Linked DNA regions of Homo sapiens: region 2 is linked to region 1. Evidence: chromatin contacts called from ENCODE Hi-C or POLR2A ChIA-PET data. All regions are on one chromosome and are shown on one strand. The core of a region is the stretch at or near the end of the contact, and the rest is flanking DNA. Distances in the headings are between cores, read along the strand shown.

What was found. Hi-C counts contacts between places; a loop is a spot of excess contacts on that map. ChIA-PET counts read pairs that join two places held with the same protein, here RNA polymerase II (POLR2A). Pooled maps may share reads with other maps.
Region 2: POLR2A ChIA-PET joins it to region 1 with 15 read pairs in activated T-cell. The contact joins two enhancer-like sites. A Hi-C loop is called at or near these places in 1 of 50 pooled maps. POLR2A ChIA-PET finds 5 or more read pairs at or near these places in 4 of 52 experiments (AG04450, HepG2, T-cell and 1 more).

What each region holds. Positions count from the first base shown.
Region 1 is chr6:87,670,123-87,676,494 of GRCh38, reverse strand. It overlaps AKIRIN2 (akirin 2), which reads left to right. Exons shown (of 5, transcript NM_018064.4): 4 at 564-635; 5 at 888-1,635. The coding sequence ends at 898. It also overlaps a transcript of ORC3 not described here. Among named protein-coding and RNA genes, the nearest start is that of AKIRIN2, 29 kb to the left of the region's middle. RefSeq lists a silencer at 3,737-3,937. Within about 2 kb of position 4,639, at least 3 of the 41 ENCODE cell types and tissues checked have a DNase peak (open chromatin) inside an H3K27ac peak, as active enhancers do.
Region 2 is chr6:87,830,070-87,836,323 of GRCh38, reverse strand. The region is part of intron 2 of LOC101928911 (a long non-coding RNA gene); the gene reads right to left. Among named protein-coding and RNA genes, the nearest start is that of AKIRIN2, 130 kb to the right of the region's middle. Within about 2 kb of position 4,208, at least 7 of the 41 ENCODE cell types and tissues checked have a DNase peak (open chromatin) inside an H3K27ac peak, as active enhancers do.

The DNA.
Region 1 (6,372 bases), core at 3,390-5,889:
GTGAGCCACCGCGCCCGGCCTCGTTTTTTTTTTTTTTTTTTTTTTTTGTTGCCCAGGCTGGAGTGCAGTGGCGCGTTCTTGGCTCACTGCAAGCTCCACCTCCTGGGTTCACGCCATTCTCCTGCCTCAGCCTCCCGAGTAGTTGGGACTACAGGCGGCCTGCCACCATGCCCAGCTAATTTTTTTGTATTTTTAGTAGAGATGGGGTTTCACCGTGTTAGCCAGGATGGTCTCGATCTTCTGACCTTGTGATCCGCCCGCCTCGGCCTCCCAGAGTGCTTGGATTACAGGCGTGAGCCACCGCACCCGGTCCCAGCCTTTTTGTTAGGAAATAAATAAATCTCACCTAGCCTTTATGTCAGGTCATGTGATTGGACTAAAACCTAGGTTTCCTGACTAATAAGTTGCATGCTGTTTTTATTTGATACACTATTAGTACTACTGAGGTTATGTAAGTGATTTTGTCAACTTAGAATTGTTTTACTGTATATTTTGTGTTTTCAGTTTATCTGGCTCTAATAAGGCATTTTACAAATGTAATTGACAAGTACCTTTATTTATAGAACAATATGATGCGTTTGTGAAGTTTACGCATGATCAAATAATGCGACGATATGGAGAACAGCCTGCTAGCTGTAAGTATTTCACCTTTGAAGTTATAAACTGAAAATAAGACTGTCTTTTAAGGAGAAGACATTATAATTATTTTCATACTCAAAAAGAGAATTCAACAAAATTACTGAGAATGTATGGAGGAAATAGGCAGCATAACTTTGCAAGTCTTTTGGTTACTTAAATACCTAGGGGCAAAATTGGGAATCAAGATCTAGTATTCGTTTGGATTTTGACCTGTATTTTGCACTAATTTTCTTTTTCTCACCCTTTAGATGTTTCATGAATCACGTATCCTGCATTTGTGGGCTGCCTTGTTCCTTGTTGAGTTGTTGCAAGAGGTCCCAATTATGACATGCAGCAATGCCAATACCCCTTCTGTGAATACAGGTTATTTCAAGCTTTCGTCAGTGGCAACCACTCTTAGGCAGCAGCAACTGGTTTTGGAAATTTCCCTGATGTCAGTACCACCTGGATGTGGACCTTTGCTACCTGTATTAATACCAGTGGCCTCATTTTGCTGTATCATTACAATTTGGCTTCTTATATTAATGTTTGAAAAGGATTAAAGCTGGTATTCTAGAACATGCCCTTCACTGGTTGTGTAAATAAAACTGTAGAATGACACTTCAGATGAAGTTAGTGTGATTTTAATTGTGCACTACAACCGAGCTGTAACCAGTTACTAATTTTAGAATGTAATCCCAGGACAATATTAAGCAAATAGCCTGCAGTGCTTCCTGTGAAATAGTGAAGGAGGAGGGCATTTCTGTATTCCAGGACTTCTTGGGGTTTCAGAATGGGTTTGTATGATTTTTTTTTTTTTTGTAGTTTTATTTATTCTATCAGTCTTTTTAACAAATGTTTATTGCTGCATTTTTTTTTTTCCAGTGTATCATTGTTTTACTGCCCTTGTAGTACTGGAATTTAGTTGGAAGAATAAAACATTTACTTCTATTTTGCTTGTTTCTTAATGTACAGATGGGGTTAGTATTTGAATAAAGTTGGTGTTTTAAAACGTAAGCATTTTCCAGGAATCAGTGAAGTTAATTTTCTAAGATTTGAGTGCTGTTTCAAAACACTGAGTTCTGATTCTAAATGCCTTCTTCTGCTGGGCGCGGTGGCTCATGCCTGTAATCCCAGCACTTTGGGAGGCCGAGGCGGGAGGATCACGAGGTCAGGAGATCGAGACTATCCTGGCTAACACAGTGAAACCCCATCTCTACTAAAAAAAAAAAAATATATATATATATATATAAATTCCTTCTTCTGTAACTTACTGCCTGATAGAATGTTACAGGTATTTTAATTGCTATAGAATTACCTCAGATATCAGTAGGATCCAGTTTTTTCTTTTAAGAACTTGATATGCAAAAGCATGATTCAGCAAATTTGACTCCCTTTCCATACATGGTTTCTAGACATAGCTTTCTTATAATGAAGTAAGCAAAAACATGCTTCAGTGAATTCATTTGTTGAATTCTAGTAGCATATTTCCAAAATTTAAGACAATCTTAAATACACATTTATAACTGACCAAGTTAGAAGAAAAAGGAATTTTTTTTTTTTTTTTTTTTTTTGAGATAGAGTTTTGCTCTTGTTGCCCAAGCTGGAGTGCAGTGGCACGATCTCGGCTCACTGCAATCTCTGCCTCCCAGGTTCAAGCGATTCTCCTGCCTCAGCCTCCTGAGTTGCTGGCATTACAGGAATGTGCCACCACACCCGGCTAATTTTTTGTATTTTTAGTAGAGACAGGGTTTCACCATTTTGGCCAGGCTGGTCTCGAACTCCTGACCTCAGGTGATCTGCCCACCTCGGCCTTCCAAAATGCTGGCGTGAGCCACTGCGCCCAGCCAGACCTCTTTTATTTTTAGCTTTGGTAATTACATTTCACCAATTCTCTGTTTAAAACAAGCCTAGAAAGTGGTTTCACAAGGTGCCCAGGCAATTTATATGCCAATTAGTGGTTGAGAAACATTGGTATAGCACAGGGTAGCAATAAGGTGCATGATTCTATGCCCTTCCCCCCTACTTTTTTTTTTTGAGATGGAGTCTTGCTCTGTCACCAGGCTGGAGTGCAGTGCTGCCATCTCGGCTCACTGTAACCTCCGCCTCCCGGGTTCAAGTGATTCTCCTGCCTCAGCCTCCCGAGTAGCTGGGACTACCGGCATGCACCACCACGCCCAGCTAATTTTTGTATTTTTAGTAGAGACGGGGTTTCACCATGTTGGCCAGGATGGTCTCGATCTCTTGACCTCATGATCTGCCTGCCTCAGCCTCCCAAAGTGCTGTGATTACAGGCGTGAGCCACTGCGCCTGGCCAATTCTACCCCCTTTTAATGGTCTAGAACAGAGATTCTCAACTTCAGCACTACTGGCAGTTTGGGCCAGATCATTCTTTGTCGTGGTGGCTATTGCTGTGCATTATAGGATATTTAGCCACATCTCTGGCCTCTACCACTAGAGGCCAGTTAAACCCCCTCCCACAATTGTGATAACCAAAGTGTTTGCAGACATTGCCAAATGTCCCTGAGGGACAAAACAGTTCCCAGCTAAGAACCACTGGTTAGCAGGATAGCCTGTAGTCCCAGCTACTTGGGAGGCTGAAGCACGAGAATCGCTTGAACTCAGGAGGCAGAGGTTGCAGTGAGCTGAGATCATGCCACTGCACTCCAGTCTGGGTGACAGAGTGAGACTCTGTCTCAAAAAAAAAAAAAAAAAAAAAAAATTTTTTTTTTTTGCTCCACAGCCAAATTTCTGCATTATCACTTATGCAAAAGTCCTAGCTTATGGGCTACTCTGACTTTAGATGGGTCCGGTAGTTGATTAGTCCAAATAACCAACCACACATGATTTCAATAGATTATTTTAGCTACCTAGGGATTCTGAATTCCCCAAATCCCTGAAATTGCTTGTAATAAGTATCTACAGAATTGTGTTAATAGTCATCTTATTCTTCCAGTAAAAGGCAGTACTGATACAGTACTGTACTATGATGTGTTTAGTAAATCTTTAACAAGTGCACATAGGTATAAGCGTTTGTACTTTTGGAAAAATAGGCAATCTGAGAAAAATAAATATTGGAGGTTTAAACTACTAAAGCTGTCTTTGGCCTATGGCAAGCACTTGACACGACCCTAAAGAAAATGGTAGAAGGTTCTCAGGCTCTACCTATCCCCAGAGACTGCTTTAGACAATTGGTGGGAGGGGAGAACTTTTGGAATCTGTTTAATATGCTGCCTAGGTGATTTAAGCAGCTAGGGTTGGAAATGACTTGTTTTTGCCCTGTTTGGGTTCTCTTTACTCCTTTCAAACTCTTACAGTAATTGGTATTAAATGAATATTCTACAAAAGCACCCGAATAGTCTATGTCTACTCATGGATACATGGCTCCCACAATTCTCTTGCTCCTGCATTTGCCCCAGGTAAGGAGCACGAGATGCAAACCTATGTCTCAGGCAAAGATACAGCTCCAGCAGTCCTCTCCTCTCTCTACTGCATCTATTTTCTTTCTCTACTAAATCATTTCCAAAAGCATAATAAGCATGTTATTAAAAAATCTTTTGATCCTATATCCCTTGCTAGTGATTATTTTAGTGCTCCCCTTTATAAAAGCAAAACTCAGTTTTCTAAACTTCCTCCAGTTTATTACCCCTTCCTTTTTTTTCACCAACTTGTTTTATTAGGAAAAGAAATTCAAACAGAAAAGTTGACTTTCCCACTTAAAATACTTCCCTAATTTAACATCGAGTCCTTATTTCAGATTTTTCCATGTGTCTCTTTTTTAAATAGCTACCCTCATCCCCCAAACACGATTCAATTAAGATTCCTACTTTCTGGAAATACTAGGCCTGTTGTCTTGTTGAGTTTTTCTTTGTACTGTCATTAATTTTAACTTCTGATATCCCTTTGAACTTTCTGTAAACTGAAAGGTCTAAAGTTTTCGCAAGTTTCGGGTTAAACTTGTTGTGCAAGAGTGCAAGGTGATGCTATGGTCTCCATATTGCATCACAACAGTTACGGCTTTTCCAGGCTGTTAAGTTTGGACACTTGGTTAGGTCATCTGATAGGTGATTAGAGTTCGTCTCCTCTCTGTTACTCTTAGTAAAAGGCAGCAAAGATTTCCACATTGTTAAATCTAATCAGCAGCCAGCATTTGACCTTGAAGCACTCTTCAGTTGGCTTGCAAAATACTACACTTGCTTTGACGTTTCTCCTTTACTGGCTGCTCCTTCTCTGTCTTGCTGTTGGCCCAATCTTCATTTCCCTGCATTTTGCTAAAACATAGGTGTGCCCCCGAGCTTGACCTTGGGCTGCTTGCCTCCTCTCTTAGTACTCATCTTGGTGATCTCATCATAAGGACATCAGATTATATTAACGTCTTCATGTGACATCTTCAGTTAGGTATCTAGTAGACACCTCGAAATTTACGTCTAAAACTTACTTTTGCCTCTGAAATTTTTCCTCTCAGTCATCCTCAATCACTTAATGGCCACTCCATTCTTTGTTTCTAGGCAGAAATGGTCTTGCACTCCTCACATCCTTCATCTGATCTTAGTTCCACCTTAAAATATTAACATCTCTACTGCTATTACCCTAATCCAAGACACTATCATAGCTTGCTTGGATTATTTCTGTGGTTTCCTAACCGGTCTTTGTTTTGCCTCATTTTGTCTCCTCTCACCCATCCTATTCTACTCTCATAGCAACCAGACTGATCCTTTAAAAGTCTAAGTCTTGTTTAGATGGCTTCCTAAGTAAAAGTAAAACTTCACAAAGGTCTGTGGAGCCCTAAATTACCTGCACTCTACCCCACCTCATTCAATTCCTATTGAATTCCTCCTGCTCACTCTACCTTGTCCACATTGGCCACTTTTGCTGTTTTTCCAGCATAGGATTTTTGTTACTGCTAGTGTCTGCCTAGCATGCTCTTCTCCCACAAAACTTCATGGAAAATTTTTTCACCACTTTTGACTTTTTGCACAAACGTCATCTCAATGAAGCCTGCTCTGACCACTCTTTAAAATTGCAGCCTGACATCCTGGTGCTCTGCCCTGCTGCTTTCTTTGTTTTACTTCCTGTGCTAAACGCAGTGAAGGCAGGGTTCTTTGCTCACTGGCATACAGTGCCTGGCACATGGCACATGCTTGGTACTTTTTGAATGTATTTCACCCTACTTCGATTCAGGGTTTTCAGATCAGTATTTCATTAAATGAAAGATTTAGTAAGGCAGAATACTTCCTTTGTAAGATATTTTGGTAGAGGTTTCCTGAATTACAGAATGGACACAGAATTGAACTGGCATTTCATAGGCTGTCTTGAGGGTTTTGTGCTCCATTAATGATTACCACAAAGGAGCTTCATGTTTTAATTTTATAGCTCTTTTGTGTATTCATTGTGAAAATAGGGCAGTTTTCGACTGGGCACGGTGGTTCATGCCTGTAATCCCAGCACTTTGGGAAGCCTAGGTGGGTGGATCGCTTGAGCCCAGGAGTTCAAGACCAGCCTGGCCAACATGGCAAAACCCCATCTCTACTAAAAATACAAAAATTAGCTGGGCGTGGTGGCACACACCTGTGGTCCCAGCTACTTGGGAGGCCGAGGCAGGAGAATGGCTTGAACCCAGGAGGCAGAGGTTGCAGTGAGCCCAAATCGTGTCACTGCACTCTGGGTGACAGAGTGAAATTCTGTCTCGAAAAAGAAAATAGGGCAGTTGCCATCCTGCTACTTTCTTACATAATCTTTAGTGAGGAAAGTCAA
Region 2 (6,254 bases), core at 2,959-5,458, 160 kb before region 1:
ATAGACATACTGAATATGTACTTAGGTAAAAATTAAAATATAATTACATCAGGAAGATTCGAGAAAGAAAGGAGGGTAAAAATAAGCAGAAGTCCTCACTATATGTACTAAACTTGGTAAATGAAGAAATAATAGGATATTAATCATGTTTTTAAATATGGAGGCAAATTTCAAAATAAGCTGCTAGTGAAAACTGAAAGTAGCTCCTCTTGACAAGGACAAAGGAGTTGAGGGTGAGTAGAGAAAGCATCATTCATTCTGTTTTTATGCTATTTAGCACTATTTCATTTGTAGAATATTTGCATGCAATATTTGCATAGTACACCTTAATAAAAATTACTTTAAAAATTAGAGTAACCCATATGGAATATGTATATTAAATAGTATTTTCAATAATAGTTAATAATATAGGAAAATATTCAAAATAGGGTGTTAAGTGAAACAGGGAGAATAAAAGTGGGTAAAATTTTTATAGCAAATATAGATATTTAGATAAATTTAGCAAATTCCAAACATGCATCTCTCTTGTTAGTTTAAAATCTAACCAGTGGCAGGGCGTGGTGGCTCATGCTTGTAATCCCAGCACTTTGGGAGACCAAGGTGGGAAGATTATCTGAGGTCAGGAATTCAAGACTAGCCTGGCCAAGATAGCGAAACCCTGTCCCTACTAAAAATACAAAAAAAATTAGCAGGGCATGGTGGTGCATGCCTGTGATCCCAGCTACTTGGGAGGCTGAGACATGAGGATTTCTTGAACCCAGGAGGCAAAGGTTGCAGTGAGCTGAGATTATGCCACTGCACTCCAGCCTGAGTGGCAAAGCGAGACTCCGTCTCAAAAAAAAAAAAATTCTAACCAGGCATGGTGTCTTACACCTGTAATCCCAACACTTTGGGAGGCTGAGACAGGCAGATCACTTGAGGCCGGGAGTTCGAGACCAGGCTGGCTAACATGGCAAAATCCTCTCTCTTCTAAAAATACCAAAATTAGCCAGACATGGTGGCATGCACCTGTAGTCCTAGCTACTCGGGAAGCTTAGGCAGGAAAATCGCTTGAACCAGGAAGGCAGAGGTTGCAGCAAGCAGAGGTCTCATCATTGTACTCCATCCTAGGCAACAGAGCAAGACTCTTTCTCAAAAAACAAATAAAAAAATTAGATGGAAATACATCAAAATACCTTTTAAAAATACATCAAAAGTAAATCTCATTGTATGATAAACTAAGGGCTACTTTAATCTAATTTTTTATGTTTTTCTATTTTTTTAACCACCCACAATGAGATATGTTACTTTCTTAGGCAAGAAGTGAACTTTTTAAGAACTTTTCAGACCTTCAATTACAATGGAAATTGCCAAATTGAAGTCAGGATTCTGATGTGCCCCAGACTACAGCAACCTGAAGGATACAAATTGGGTGGCATTAGGCCGTAACCTTCCTTATGCTGATTTTCACCCTGCCTGCTATAGTAGGACTCCTCTTCTGCAGAGAAGCCCCACCCACCCAAAATTTCTGGGTGTTCTTAGAGGCTGTCTCCAATGTCCTCATGAACAATCCTCTCTGGAGTGTCTGCCAGGGACCTCTGCCACCCAGCAGAAGCCCTGGGGACCTGGAGGTGATAGTATTGACCTGCGGTCTCTGGAGCTATCAATCCTCCAAAATCTCAGCCCTACACCCATCATGGGCTACAATCTATCTAGGGGCTATAAAAGCAATTCTGCCGAGACCTTGGGGTCTTATAGATATTTAGGTGAAATATCTCTAACACACACACAAACACAGACACACACACACAAACACACACACAAACCCCACTGCAGGAATCAGGACACAGAACTGGGCCAAAGTGACAGATGCTGTGTCTTGCCTCTGCTTCTTCCCTGGGGCTTCAGGGTAGAGCCAGACATGTCAGCCTGACTCTGTCTTCCTTAAGTTTAGCTCAACTTCTTTCCTTGGGGGCTCCTTGGTGTGTCCGTGAAACAAATTTAGTTGGGCTGCCCTACAGAACTGTGGAAATGCCCAGTCATGTCTGATTTCCACAGGAGAACATAGATAGGTGCTATTATGTACCCACATTTTATAGATGAAGACACTGTGACACGGAGAAGTTGAATAAGTTGCTCAAGGTCACACAGCTAGTGAAGTAGCGGCCTGGATTCAGGACAAGTGTTCTCACCTACTATACTGCACTGACTTGGCAGCATAGAGTGGAGCCTCTAACTCTGTGCCAGGCACCGTGTGACTACAGAGAGACCACTGCCCTCAGAAATTTTACCGTCTACTGATAACAACAACCACAGCTACAGATATTTGATGGGAAATTGTAAGAATAATCTTATGCCTCCTTCAAGTCCCAACTAAATTAGCACCTCTTCCGTGTTAAGTGTCAGCCCTTCCATCCAAGTGCCATCCCAGCAATGAACCTTCCTGGAGTCCCCCAGTCAGGATTGAATCTCATCCTCTTTCATACTCCCACAACATTTTAACTGTAGAAAACATAACACTGTCCAAGTGATTAATTTTACTTTCTCTCATTGGAACATAAGCTCTGTAAAGACAGGACCTCATCTAGCTGACCCTAATGTTTGCTGCAGTACTCACCAAAGCACCTTGCAGAGAGTCAATAATATATCTTTGTTGAGTTGCATTGACATTGTGCTGAGTGCTTAGTGGGCAGGCAATGATTGTTGATTGATTATGAAGTGGTGAACAATGCCTGTAAAAGACCTCTTCACAGAAGGCCCTGTAGCATAAAGTATTAGGTTGAACTCTGTAAAATGGCCATTTTTATAAGCCAAATTGTTCAAATATTGACAATTTCACACGAGCCAATTCAACATAAGAAAAATAACCTGGCGGGGCATGGTGGCTCATGCCTGTAATCCCAGCACTTTGGGAGGCCAAGGTGGGAGGATCACCTGAGATCAGGAGTTTGAGACCAGCCTGACCAAGATGGAGAAACCCCGTCTCTACTAAAAATACAAAAAGTAGCCAGGTGTGGTGGTGGGCACTTGTAATCCCAGCTACTCAGGAGTCTGAGGCAGGAGAATCACTTGAACCTGGGAGGCAGAGGGTGCAGTGAGCCAAGATCATGCCACTGCACTCCAGCCTAGGTGACAGAACGAGACTCTGTCTCAACAAAAAAAAAAAGAAAAGAAAAGAAAAATAATCTAACCGGAATAGCCAATAAACCCTGGAAAGTGTTCCCTTGGAAGGTTTTGAAATCTCCCTTCTTGGATATCTTTTATAATCTTCCTACAGCTCTTAATATTAGGTTGGTATAAAGTAATGGCAAAATCTGCAATTACTTTTGCACCAATCCAATACTGTTTTTTTGAAATATCTAAAAAGTTCAAATTTTAAACTATAAACCTTCAAATAGCCCAAAGCCCAAATAACAGAGATGAAACTTGATTCTGACGACTTTGGTGAGCCATGAGACTCTAGGGTCATGAGAACGGGGCCAATTGCCAACAGGCCACCAGAAGAGAAAGTGGTTTACCTAGCTGAGTATCTCCCATTCTTGGCCAAAAAGGAGGCTGAGACACTCTGGGGCCTGAAAAATTGGAATTTCTATGTGCAGTAAATCCTTCTGTTCCCTGGCACCCTTTAGCAGATTGATCTGCCTGTATATTGATGTTTTGGGTGCCATCCTGACCTTTGGAAAGGATGTCAATAGTTGGGGGTTAGTCCAATAGATGAGAGTGTTCTGGAACTGGCAGCTTTCTTTTGTGTGACTGGAGCCTCTGGAACTGGAGGCAGCAAAGGTAGCTGACAATGTAATTTATCTACATTTCACCTGGAAACAGTAACATGTCTTTGAGCTCCCTGGAGACCCTAGTCTGGAAAAAGGCCCAAGATACCTGTCAGACCAAACAATGCCTATCATATTTTATTACATGGCATGAAACGTAAGACTTTATGCTCCATTAGCAGAAGGTTTCATTTTCACTCCAGGAAGGTAGTTCAACATTACAACATCTTATCTTGTTCTTTCTTGTGTTTTTAATATAAACGGCCTTAAAATTTCCCACTTCATCCCCTACACCCACTGCCCCAGGCATCTAGAAGCTATATTATCAGATTTTACAGTCTGAGATAATGTGTCATTGTGAGATTCCCAATATATACGTGGTGTGTATTTTTTAAAAAAAATAAAACTACGGCCTGATAAAAAGAAGAAGTTTGCTCTCTAGTGGCTGACTTATAAAAGGCTCTGAAAACCACACAATAGGTTATCTTAGAAAAGGAGGACGTCTAACAGCGATATCTATGTAACAAGGTCTGAGTAATCATTTTGTTTTTATTGATTTTTTAAATTTTCTTTACACTGAAAAACTACATGATAGCAACTATTTGTGGATAGCTTTTCCTATTAAAAAATTTTATATCATTAAGCTAATTTCAATTCTAAATTCTGAGAGCAGCAATTAGGTTTCTGGTGTTATATTAGCCTACCGTACCTTTAGAAAGCTCTATGGATTGGTTTAATACTGTATCATTAATGTCTATTACAGACACATTGCTAAATAATATAATATCATTAGAGCTTTTTAAGCCATTTTTAGCTCTTTGCAGAAAGATTATATAAATTCAGAGAGAAACAGTATAATTATGAATATGATCCTAATTAATATCATTTTATTATTCCTTTTTCTACAGAAACTAAATTTATAAAATTTTACTATGATATGAATTATAAAGCAAGGAAAAGATTTATCCTGGGTGCTTTTCTTTTTAGCTCCCCCTTCCCCACTCTGTTTTACTTTCCCATTTTATTCTCCCACAAATCCATTCCTTTCTCCCCAAGTCTATACTATTTTTTTCACTCTCTTCAGTATCCTTCATCAGATAGTAGAAAACTGACAACATCACTGGTCCCTGAAGTTCCAGCCTTTGTTTCAAAAAAAAAAAAAAGAAGAAGAGGTTACCTAGGAAGTTTTCTACCTCCTGCACAGTAACAAATACTTTAAGGAATTTTCAGATCCATAAATATTTTTATTCTTACTTTATCTGTGGGAAAGAAACCATATAGCATAAAAGAGGCTTGAGCTTTTCAGGAGGTCAGTACTACAGCGGAAATAATGCACTAAAGAATGCAAAGAAGAGGGTTTTATGGGCTCAGGGACGCGGACATGGGGCAGTGCAAAAGGTTATTAAGAAAGGGAGTGATGCAATCTGATTTACATTTTTGAAAATTATTCTGGATGCTGTGTGGAGGAAGTACCATAACAAGCACAACAGTAGAAACAGGGAAACTTCTTTGGAAATGACTGTAGTCTTACAGGCAATAAAATATAGTTGCATGGACAAGGGTGATAACAGTAGTATTGTAAAAAGGGAATGGGGCCAGGTGCGGCAGCTCAAGCTTGTAGTCTCAGCACTTTGGGAGGCTGAAGCAGGTGGATCACTTGAGCCCAGGAGTTCAAGACCAGCCTGGGCAACAGAGAGAAACCCCATCTCGACAAAACACAAAAAAATTATCCAGGCATGGTGGTGGGCCCCTGTAGTCCCAGATACTCAGGAGGCTGAGGCAGGAGGATTGCTCAAGCCCAGGAGGTGGAGGTTGCAGGGAGCCAAGATCTCGCCACTGCACTCCAGCCTGGGTGATGGGAGTGAAACTCTGTCTCAAAAATAAATAAATAAAGGAATGAATTTCCAATTTATTTTAGAAGTATAAATGGTAACAGATTAGAGGTGGGCATGGAGTGTGACTTTTGACTGAGCTACTAAGTGGATGCAATACCACTTACCGGAATTAGAAAGGCTGTGAGGAAGGCATGTTGGGAGGGGGTGGCAGTGAGAATAATTTCTGTTTGTGTTGCTCATGGCTCAGTTTGCTATGTCTATTCAGGAGAAGATGTCAGGAGACATCTGCACAAACAAGATCTCTTCTTGTTAGAAATCTGGAGATTAGGGGAGAGGTTAGGGCTATTGATTTATACTTAGAAGTCTTCAAGGCCAGGTGCAGTGAATCAGGCCTGTAATCTCAGCACTTTGGGAGGCCAAAGTGGGAAGATCACCTGAGCCCTGGAGTTTGAGGCTGCAGTGAGCTGTGATAGCGTCACTGCACTCTAGCCTGGGTGACAGAGAGAGACCCTGTCTCAAAAGAAGAGGAAGAGGAGGAGGAGGAAGAAGGAGGAGGAGGAGGAGGAGGGAGGAGGAGGAAGAAGGAGGAGGAGGAGGAGGGAGGAGGAGGAAGAAGGAGGAGGAGGAGGAAGAAGGAGGAGGAGGAAGAGGAGGAGAAGGGAGAGGAGGA